Regions from separate parts of the Homo sapiens genome. Here region 1 is linked to region 2. Evidence: read pairs that join two places in POLR2A ChIA-PET (ENCODE). Cell type or tissue: K562. All regions are shown on one strand. Region 1 overlaps MYLIP (myosin regulatory light chain interacting protein). Region 2 overlaps DTNBP1 (dystrobrevin binding protein 1).

Region 1 (5,000 bases), 490 kb before region 2:
CATATTATCTAACTTCCGCGCAGAGACAAAAGTACACGTTACAGGCTAAGTACATGATACAGGCATCCAGAATCATTTATGTCTTGATGACTGCTAAATTTCCAGGGCTCAATAACTTAGTAGGTTTCAATAAATGTGTTGAATGAACAAATTAGTTAATTCCTAGAAATTGATGGAAGATTGACTTAGGTTATAGGTACAGTAAAAACAAATACCCCTGCCTCTAATTAAAAAAAATAAATTTACTTCTTCCAATTGCTACAGATAATTATCACTTATATATATTATGTACAATATTCTCTATTCCAAAATGTATTTCTGGAGAAACACAGATGAGCACACACTGGCAAGCATAGAGCAGTTAGGACCTAGCAGGAGTAGACCAGCAGTCCTGCAGGAATACAGCCCGAGCTTCTGTAGCCCGAGGCCCTTACTGCTATGACCCAGGCCACTCCCCTGTCTTGAGCAGGCCACACACCAGCAGCACCAGCTGGGTTGTTAATTGTTAACTTCCAGCTTTGCCACTTCCTTCCTTCTCCAATAGCTTCCAGTACTTGTCCTGATTTTTTCTTTTCATCTGCTTATGTTCATGACCCCATTTTCCCCTACATACCAATCTAACCACCCAAAGACATAAATAAGAGAATAACCTGGTGAAGTGATCTCCATTAGAACCAATACCACAAATATTTTCAAGTTTTCTTGAAAAAAAAAAAAAAAGACTATACTCTCAAGGATCATTTCTATAGTTTGTTACTAAAGAAGTTTCTCTGAATTTGTAGAGCACCGAAATTATTAAAAAAAAAAAATTAAATTCCCGGTAGGAGGAAAGTAGATACTAACTGTGATGTTACCCCTTGCTTATTTCTTTGAAATGAAATAAAACTGGCTTAAATGACAATACACACATCCATGTTTGCTTTAAAGTCTTTATTATCCCGAATATAAAAGACAGAGTCCTCTAGGATATAACAGAGTTCTTTACGTGGAAACATTATTTTTTTACAAGTGAAAAAATAAATACCTCTTGGAATAAAGGCTTATATGCTAATATGTGCCATAAAAAAGTAGAGTTTTAATATTTGACAAAATGTCTGTGCAAAGAAACAAATGCATAAACACATTACTGCTACATTAAGGCAATATGAAAAGTATACTCAGAAATCTCAGTAAAGTGACAGTGTAGGTTTCTAGCTTTACCTTAGCTAGTATTGCACCCGATAAGGTCATCTAGGTCTCCCGACATCCCAGAAAACCTGCTAGCTGACCAGCTTCCAAAATGCCCAAGTGGGAGTGGAAAACATGTTTAAGAAAACAGAAGCAAAAAGAACCAAAACCCCTTCGAAACATACAGAGGGGACAACCCAAAGTTAATACTTAAGCACTTACTTTAAAAAAACACAACAAAACTCCCCCCCCAAAAACAGAAAAGGACACCATATCTAAATACTTATGGTAAGGCTATAAAAGGCTTGAACAGTTCAAGCAAAGCAACACCAGTGGGTGAAGCTGGGATCGAGTGCTTGGGAGAAGTGATGAGTTAACTACCCTCAGTTGTACACCATGAGGCTCCATCTCTCACTCAGCAAGCTCCGCTTTCCCTTCCCAAGGAGAGTGCTCTCTGTTTTCAGTCTGAAATAAAATATTCCACCAGCTCAGAAGGCCCGGGGAGTACTTGACTACTCCACAGTAATCTTATAACAAGATTGGTAGTATTTTATAATCGAAAGGCTTGTGGGGTAGGGATAGGGGGAGCGTAAAGGAATAGGGAGCCACCCACATTGAGTGAGCTGCTTTTTACTAGCCACACTGGTTTAAATCTGACAACATTGTCAACTTTTTAAAAGTCACAGAATTGATTTGTAAACCTGTTTGCCTTCCAATCATTCTTGATCAAGTTATAAAGACAGAAATGACATTAAAACGACAACAATTTACAAAAGACTTTCCTATTAAAAATGGTTGGAGCTCCATGACCATACAAAAAGAATGAAATTCTTAAAAGTAATTCTTACAAAATCTGCTGCCAGTAGGAAACTTACCTCAGGATACATTAAGGAGACTTACAACATCATTTCCTAAAAGGTACCCAACTTTTTGGCTATGTTGCCACTTCACTGACATCAAAGACTTTACCTATTCCTTTACTAGATCATAAAAAAAATCAACATCCAAGGAATGTGTCTGCGTCCCAGAGCTCCTCCTGGTCCCATGACTGGAGTTGTTGATTCTACGCATGGATATGTTTTTGCAGTGAGGAGTAGCTGTGTTATTTTTCTTCCTTTTTTTTTTTTTTAACATCGCATGGCAGATGGGTGTTGGAATAATTACTTTCTCCACAATCTATCATTTTAATAGTTTATAATAGTGCAGTTCATGGAAACATGCCAAGTCCAACAAAAGCACAACAGATTAGATTACAGTCAGATTGAGAAGACTGGTGTGCGTTGGCAGATAGACGTGCTGGACATGCTCCACACGCGACCTGCAGACGGGACATGACTGGGAAAGAAAAGCCAACAGTCTCTGTTAGCATGCAAGCCTCGGTGGGGGGCCTGTGTCTCTGTGCACACCCCTGGTCTCTAGTGCATTTAATTTTCTAAATCAATTGTGATCACAGTGATTTCTAGCTTTCAATTGGTAGAGATCTTTGCCGTCTCACAGGTTGAAAGTTTATACTTTACAAGGGCTTAAAAATAAATACTATGACATAGTATAAACTGAAGGAAATTAATTACATTTTTAGTGAAACGCTAAAGAAGGTACATTGAATAAAGCAATTACTGAAGACGTCTTTCTGTGCAGAATGTGGTCTCTACATGAGTAGACTATAACACTTCAGGCAGCAATGCAGGAGACCCTTCTTGAAATTGTGTGTCCTTAGCTCAGCTGACTGACTCAGGCCAACATTTCTGGGCTGATGCCCACATGGCCAGGGAGGGTGGCTCTGCTTCTAGCCGTAGGTGGCAGCTCCACATTCCTGGCTGACTTCTCAGAAAGCCCGTGCCCATCATCAGCCCTCAGGAGAGACTTAGGGATGAGAGTCAGAATAGGTGGGCAGAAAAAGACAAGCCTATGACTGCTTCTGGGGAAAGGACACAGGGGTCATTTGGTCTTATTAGCTCTGAAATTAGCAGCTTCTGAAGGACTAAGTATTATCTAGAACCAGTTTTACATAAAACCACAGTGACATTTGGCAAACACATCTGAGAAATAAAAACAAATTGAAAAAACTTGTAAGAGGAAATTTAAAATTCTTCTTCATGCAAGAAAGGAAGAAAACTATATGTGAGTTCTCTTTTTCGTGTTAATATTAAAATTAGTTTGACTTGCTAATAAATAACAGCCAACCCATATGCCCTTGAGGCATTTGCAATCATAAAAGGAAATTAATCACCAATATCACAGAGTCAACAACCCATCCATGGATAATTGAGAAGTATTCTTTCCCAAATATCTTAAGTAATAAAGACCATCCTCCTAAGTGTCAGAAAAAGGGAGGCAACTTGAAATAGAGGAAGCAGCCCTGGGCCAGGCCTCAGGAGGCCTGGATTCTTGTCCTCAGGTAAGCCGCTAACTAGATATGTTACCCAGGAATCTCAGCCTCATTTTCAGAACTTGAAAACACTGCATAATTTGGAGTAATTATGTTGTTGAAAATAGTATGCTAATCTAAAATGTTTCTAAAGGGCAATGCCTTTTAGGTCACCAAATACAAAGACCCTTTCCGGGTGAAGATGGGCATTCCCCGTCTGTGCATTAGCGAGCCAGTACCTGGCTCCTACTCCCCGTTAAGAGGAGGGATAGGTGAGGCTGCAGGCAAAAGTGGGCAGCTGACTCCCCTACCTGTAGCTGGGCGGCGCAGCTCTCACAGCACACAGTGTGGCCACAGGGACAGAAGGTGGAGTTGATCTCCTCCTCGCAGCACACCATGCACAGCATGGCTTCCTTCAGCTTGCGTAGCTTCTCCTGCAGCACCCGGGTCTGCTGGCAGCTGAGGCCCTCGCAGCTGCTGCAGTTCATGCTGCTTTCTGAGGACTTCAGAGGCGAGTGTGAAGGGCTCTGGTTGTTTCTTGAAACGAGGTCCACAACGCCAGCATTGTACAGAGCCCTCCTGGCATGGTCATACACCTCCTTTGATGTTCTTTTAATATCAAAGACATATTTCTTGCCAAGGTTAATGTTTTCATTCAGAAACAGAGATGCCAAGTGGCCCTTCAAGTCACGGCTATACTGCATCATCACGGCGCTGGTCACTGTGTCACACCTGCAAGGCAAGATTGAACATCTACTTTAACACCAAAGAGCCTGGCAGCACCCTTATTCGCTGTTGTCAATAAGAACAGAAATGTCAGCAGATGTTTCATAGTCTCGTCTGCATGTATGAAAGTAAGTCCTTCCAGTTTTACGTCTGGTAAATATTCTCAGTGATTACACCTCTGTTTCTCTAACATCTCCTGACATTATGGCTTCCGTAAAGCAGTAAATACAGAGGGCAGTGAGCACGTACCTCCTCCCCAGGACAGACGCTACTGAGTGAAGTTGCTTATGGAAGAAAAAGGGCATCTGCCTGAAGTCTTGGCTTTTAGGTTAGAAATGTCTAAAAATTTCCCATCCTGTTTCACAATTTGTGTATCTATTTTAAAATAAAAAAGTTTAAAGTTGTCTACGACTTAAATTTCTTAGCTTTAATTGTCCAAATACGTGAGTCCAATCACAACTTGGCTTTAAAGTACCCTCTGAAATGAGGGAATCAATATTGCTATTAAAAAATCCTTCCATACACAGTGACGACTCAGGATAGCAGCTCTGCCAGAAAGAAAAGATGATCTGTGCTATCCTTCTCCTGAGCAGTGGAGCAGGCCCAGTCCCTCAGGGTTACCTTTAGGGTAATCAAACTTGGCTTTGAAGCTGAGTCCTAGACTAAGTAAATAATTATCCTCCCAGTTCCCTCATCTTTAACATTAGGGTAATAATAACCCCTTAGGGTTGTTGTATTG
Region 2 (5,000 bases):
GCATCACTAAAAAAGAAACATATTACATAAATGCAATGCTGATATCATAGATAATAAAATTAACACTAATTTTTTGATATTATCAATTATGCAGTCCATAATCAGATTTGTTTTGTGCTTAGAAATGACTTTTTACAGTTGGTTTGTTCAAATCCAGATCAGATAAGTTTCACACATTAAATCTGTTTAAAAACCAATTTTTAAAACAGACGACTGTTAAAGGGCCACATGGGGAAGCTTTATGGAATCTTCCAACAATTTTGTTGTCCCAGCTACTTGGGAGGCTGAGGCAGGAGGATCCCTTGAGCCCAGGAGTTCAAGACTGGGCAACACAAAGAAACCCCATCTTTTGGCTGGGTGCGGTGGCTCACACCTGTAATCCCAGCACTTTGGGAGCCCGAAGCAGGCGGATCATGAGGTCAGGAGTTCAAGACCAGCTTGGCCAACGTGGTGAAACCCCGTCTCCACTAAAAAATACAAAAATTAGCTGGCCATGGTGGCGTGCGTCTGTAATTCCAGCTACTTGGAAGGCTGAGGCAGAAGAATCTCTTGAATCCAGGAGGTGGAGGTTGCAGTGAGCCGAGATCACACCACTGCACTCCAGACTGGGTGACAGAGGGAGACTCCGTCTCAAAAAAAAAAAAAAAGAAAGAAACCCCATCTCTTAAAAAAGAAAGAAAAAATGAAAAAACATGGCCCTGGCCACCCAGAGCTATCACATTGGACCTGGCGTTTCTGTAGAACACTTGGTGGCAGAGCAATTGTGTGGAAGCCAGAGCAGCTGCCTTCTAAAATAATTGGAAACACCGGGTGTGCAGGCTGCCCCAGGGATGGAATGGAAGGCCTCAGGCATTTCTGGGCTCCTTCAGTGCAGCCAGTGCAGCTCCCGCTGTCGCCCAGAGCAGCATCCTCTCTTCGGAGCTTCTGTGATCATTTTCACTTTCTGAAAACTCATATGAAGGCCCTAACTCTAGATAAATTTACTTTTTTTCATTTTTAGTAAAATAGAACGATTCCTTATCAGTCTCAGAATGTCACTTTGGTGATGAAACCATGTCCAATAAGAATAAATTTCTACATTCCATTCAAACTTTGAAAAAGTGCAGCTTAAGACCATTGTTCTTTAAGGGCAGTGTAGAGATTACTGGTGGTTTGGGGGGAGCTCTAGGTTGTCCATGGACTTATGGCCTTTTTTGTAAATTTTTATGCGTAGTAACAATTATGTCAACCTTGAGAAAAACTAGTGATTACATCACATTCTTCCTGCCTTAATTGGGTGGTGGGCCAGCCTTAGGCCACAGACTGAAGAGGATTGGTTCTGAGCTTCACTCAAAGATCTTTTCCCCTCACCTAAAGTGAGTTGTAATTTGATTTAACTGAGTCAGAATTCTTGGAGCCTTTTGGAGAGTTCACATAAAATATCCATTTTTACAGAGATTGGCTTGAGCTCTGGGGAAGACTTTTGGACATACCAAAGTACATACTTCGAAGCCACTCTGGTCTTTGACTTTTACCTTTTGAGCTGTTACGACCAAAGGCCTCAGGATTGAGGTATTTAGGCATGCAAACCCTTCAGGGAACTGAAAATCAGATTTACTGACGGGTTTACAGCTGCCTGTCACAGGCTGGTGTTTCCTATTTGTGATGCACTGGGTTCCTGTGGTTGGGGATAAAAAAACCTGCTATTGTTGCAGCTAGAGGGTGTTTCCCCCTCAAAGCCCTCACTGCCCCTGCCGCCCACCTGCACCCCTGCCCAGTGTCCTCATTCTGTCTTCTTCCGTCCTTGTAGTATCTACCAAAACCTACACAAAGGGGGTTGGAGCCAGTCATCTAAATTACAATGTGGTCAAATGGTGAAGTGTTGCTTGAAATGTTGACTTTTCCGGGATTAATCATCATCTTAAAGAGAAAATAATCTCAGTATTCAACTTGATTTCATAAATATCTACAGAGTTCCTATTAAGTGCCAGTGCCAGACATTAGACTAGGCACTCAAAGTGTCCTTTTTCATAGAAGCTTAAAAAAGATTTGAGAGCCCATATGCTCAGGTTTGCCTAGTCTTTCCTAAACAATGTCTATATATTGGGCCAGATCCTGCAGGTACAAAGGTGTCTAAAACAGTCTCTGTCCACCAGATGCCCTAGACTGGTGCTGATATAAAGCAAAGCAGAATGAACAGAATGTTAAAGATACAAATAGTGTGGTATGTGAGTCCGAAGAAAGAGTCATTAGTTAGGATGCATTTACAGAAGGCTTCAAAGAGGAAGGGGTTTCTAAAACTAGGCCTTGAATAATGAGGAGAAATTGCGATAGATTTGGATAAGCACATTTCAGAGATGGAAGCAGTCCTGGGAGATGAAGCTGGAAAGGAAGTTTAGTGCCTAATAATAGAATATCTTCAATGCTTTGCTTAATTAATTTGTCAAATATTTATTGAGTGCTTACTATGTGGCAGGCACTATTTTAGGTACTGGGGATATAGCAGAGAACAAACCAGATAGCAAGTAAGATCCTTACTCTCGTTCTAGTAGCAGACTGTCTAGAATATCTAGACGGCCATAAGTTCTGTGGCTAAAAATCAGGCTAAGGAGAAGATGGCCTACCTGTATTTCTGGAAAAATATTTCTGTGTTTCTGGAAGAATAACTTGAGAGGCTGTGTGATAGGAAGATAGGGGATGGGGTAGAGGGAGATTATTTAGGAGGCTGTAATGAAGGTCCAGATGAGAGAAGATAAGGCAGTGCTGATAGAAGTTTAAAGGAGGGAATAGATGTGTTAGGCACTGGTCAGATTAGACAGCAGTGGGAGATGAAAAAGGTGCAGAAATTGAGAATGTGAATTTGGAAGTATCTTAGATAAATGGTGTCATATACCAGCATTAAAGAATTTAACAATAGGTTTGAGAGAGAAGGAACAGTTAACAGTGAATTTGTGATGAGCTAGCTGCTTGACAGCTGAGAAGCAATTGGAAATTTCTCTTGCGCTCAGGTGAGAAGTGAGAACTTGAAGCCATGTATTTGGGACTTAGGATAAAGGCATTAGGATGTAGATAGTCTAAATTCATCTTTCTTTCCTGAGTCTGTGCAGCTTTTGTGTGAATTTCTTAGGCTTTGTACCTTAGGCCATTTGCACTTTTAAGTGTGATTGAGGCTTTGGCTTTTCCCTGATCTCGCTTAAGAGAGAAAAAAAATGATGAACACTGATGTGAAAATGTAATAGATTGGATGTGCCTTATGACAAAATATGCTAATTCATACATTTCTGTGGTGCTTTAAAGCAATCGTCCTCACCTTTCCTAATAGCCAATGATGTAGACAGTTGGAAATTGAGTTACAAGTAAATGAAACGTCATGCAGGTTCCGCACGCTGTTGAATCACCGGCAGATCTCAGCAGTCATTGTAGTACTCAATGCATCATTCTGTTTATCTACATCTTTTTCTTTTCTTTTTTTCTCTGAGACAGGGTCTCACTCTGTCACCCAGGCTGCAGTGCTGTGGTATGCTCATGGCTCACTGCAGCCTCAACCTCCTGGGTTCAAGCAATCCACCCACCTCAGCCTTCCAAGTAGCTGGGACTACAGGCATACACCACCACGCCTGGCTAATTTGTGTATATTTGGAAGACAGGGTTTCGCCATGTTGCCCAGGCTTATTTACATCCTTTTACACTTTTTGTCTAAGCAGTTTTGTGAGTCACCCCCCTTTTTCAGTAAGAAGCCCCCATTTTAGTATTTTCTACAAAGCTCAAAGACATAAATATGCTGGTGTCAAATTAAGGTGAAGTCGTTGGAGCTATCTAAAAATAAAATTATTGAACTTTATGACGAATTTGAGGTTTAGTGCTTTGAACTTGAAAGTTGTCATTAGTAGAAAATAGTTGTCAGATGGCTCACTTAGTCTATATATTAATATGCTCACACAGCACTTATGTGTTCATGGGGTGTATGGTACTTGGGAGAAGACCAAGAATAGGGCTGGGCAAGCCTTTTGTAGGCACATTGGGAACCTCTGCTTTATTTCACCTTAGCCCAGTAATGTAGTACATTGGTTTCTCGGCTTTCTTGATGGGGATCACCTTTATTATAACTTTCATTTGAAATTAGCTCTGTAGTTTCCAGAATGCCATTAAGGTCATATTTGGAATTTTATTCAATTCTCATGGCAAATCTTTATGGTTGAGTATAATACTACCATTTTACATTTGAGGAAACTGGAATATTCCCCCTAGGTCAGTATTTCCTTCACAGCATGTCATGATATTGTAGGACATTAAACAGACGTTATAAGTGGGTTGTTTCCAGGACAGAATAAGTTCTCCAGAGAAACTGGAGTTATCCTAAAATAAAAATAGTGGGCTAATTTCAGGTGAATTCTGGGTTTTGAGGATGTTATTTTAGAAAATACCTTTTTGGCTTTTTGTTACTTTCTTAAGTATATCTGATCTTTTATATTTTTCATCTTAAGAATAATAGTTGGAAACAATCAAGAAAGTTTAGCAGGCAAAAAGATGACTATTTTCAACTTTCCTATGGCTACTTTGTTTTTTTACTTTTTTTTTTTTTTAACTTCGTTTTACTTTCCTATAGCTACTTTGTTTTTTACTTTGTTTTTATTTTTTAGCAGGGAAAAAGATGACTATTTCCAACTTTCCTATAGCTACTTTGTTTTCTCCAACAGTTTCTTTTCTGCATTTTGGCACATTGGCCATTTATTTGGAGAAGAAGTGGTGAGAAAAGATGAATACCTAAAAGATTGTTTTTGTTATTAAAAATGTTTTTTGGCTGGATATGGTGGTTCATGCTTCTAATCCCAGCACTTGGGGAGGCTGAGGTGGGAGGATAGCTTGAGCCCATGAGTTCAAGACCAGCCTGGGCAACATAGGGAGACCCCTGTCTCTACAAAGGGTTTTTAAAAACTAGCTGGGTGTGCTGGTGTGAGCCTGTAGTCCCAGCTACTTGAGAGGCTAAGGTGGGAGGATCGCTTAAGGCCAGGAGCTTGAGG

Evidence for each region. Peaks named below come from ENCODE experiments on the same cell type or tissue, not always from the same donor. Only the 100,000 strongest peaks of a DNase experiment are listed, where the experiment ranks them.
Region 1: POLR2A ChIA-PET joins it to region 2 with 5 read pairs; 9 of 35 experiments call an interaction of 5 or more read pairs at or near these places.

What each region holds. Positions count from the first base shown.
Region 1 is chr6:16,144,164-16,149,163 of GRCh38, reverse strand. It overlaps MYLIP (myosin regulatory light chain interacting protein), which reads right to left. Exons shown (of 7, transcript NM_013262.4): 6 at 3,847-4,267; 7 at 916-2,502. The coding sequence ends at 2,413. It also overlaps the pseudogene LOC124901514. Among named protein-coding and RNA genes, the nearest start is that of MIR4639, 5.1 kb to the right of the region's middle. In K562, no CTCF peak of the experiment used is centred here; no DNase peak of the experiment used is centred here.
Region 2 is chr6:15,655,203-15,660,202 of GRCh38, reverse strand. The region is part of intron 1 of DTNBP1 (dystrobrevin binding protein 1); the gene reads left to right. Among named protein-coding and RNA genes, the nearest start is that of DTNBP1, 5.3 kb to the left of the region's middle. In K562, no CTCF peak of the experiment used is centred here; a DNase peak (open chromatin) is centred at 2,679.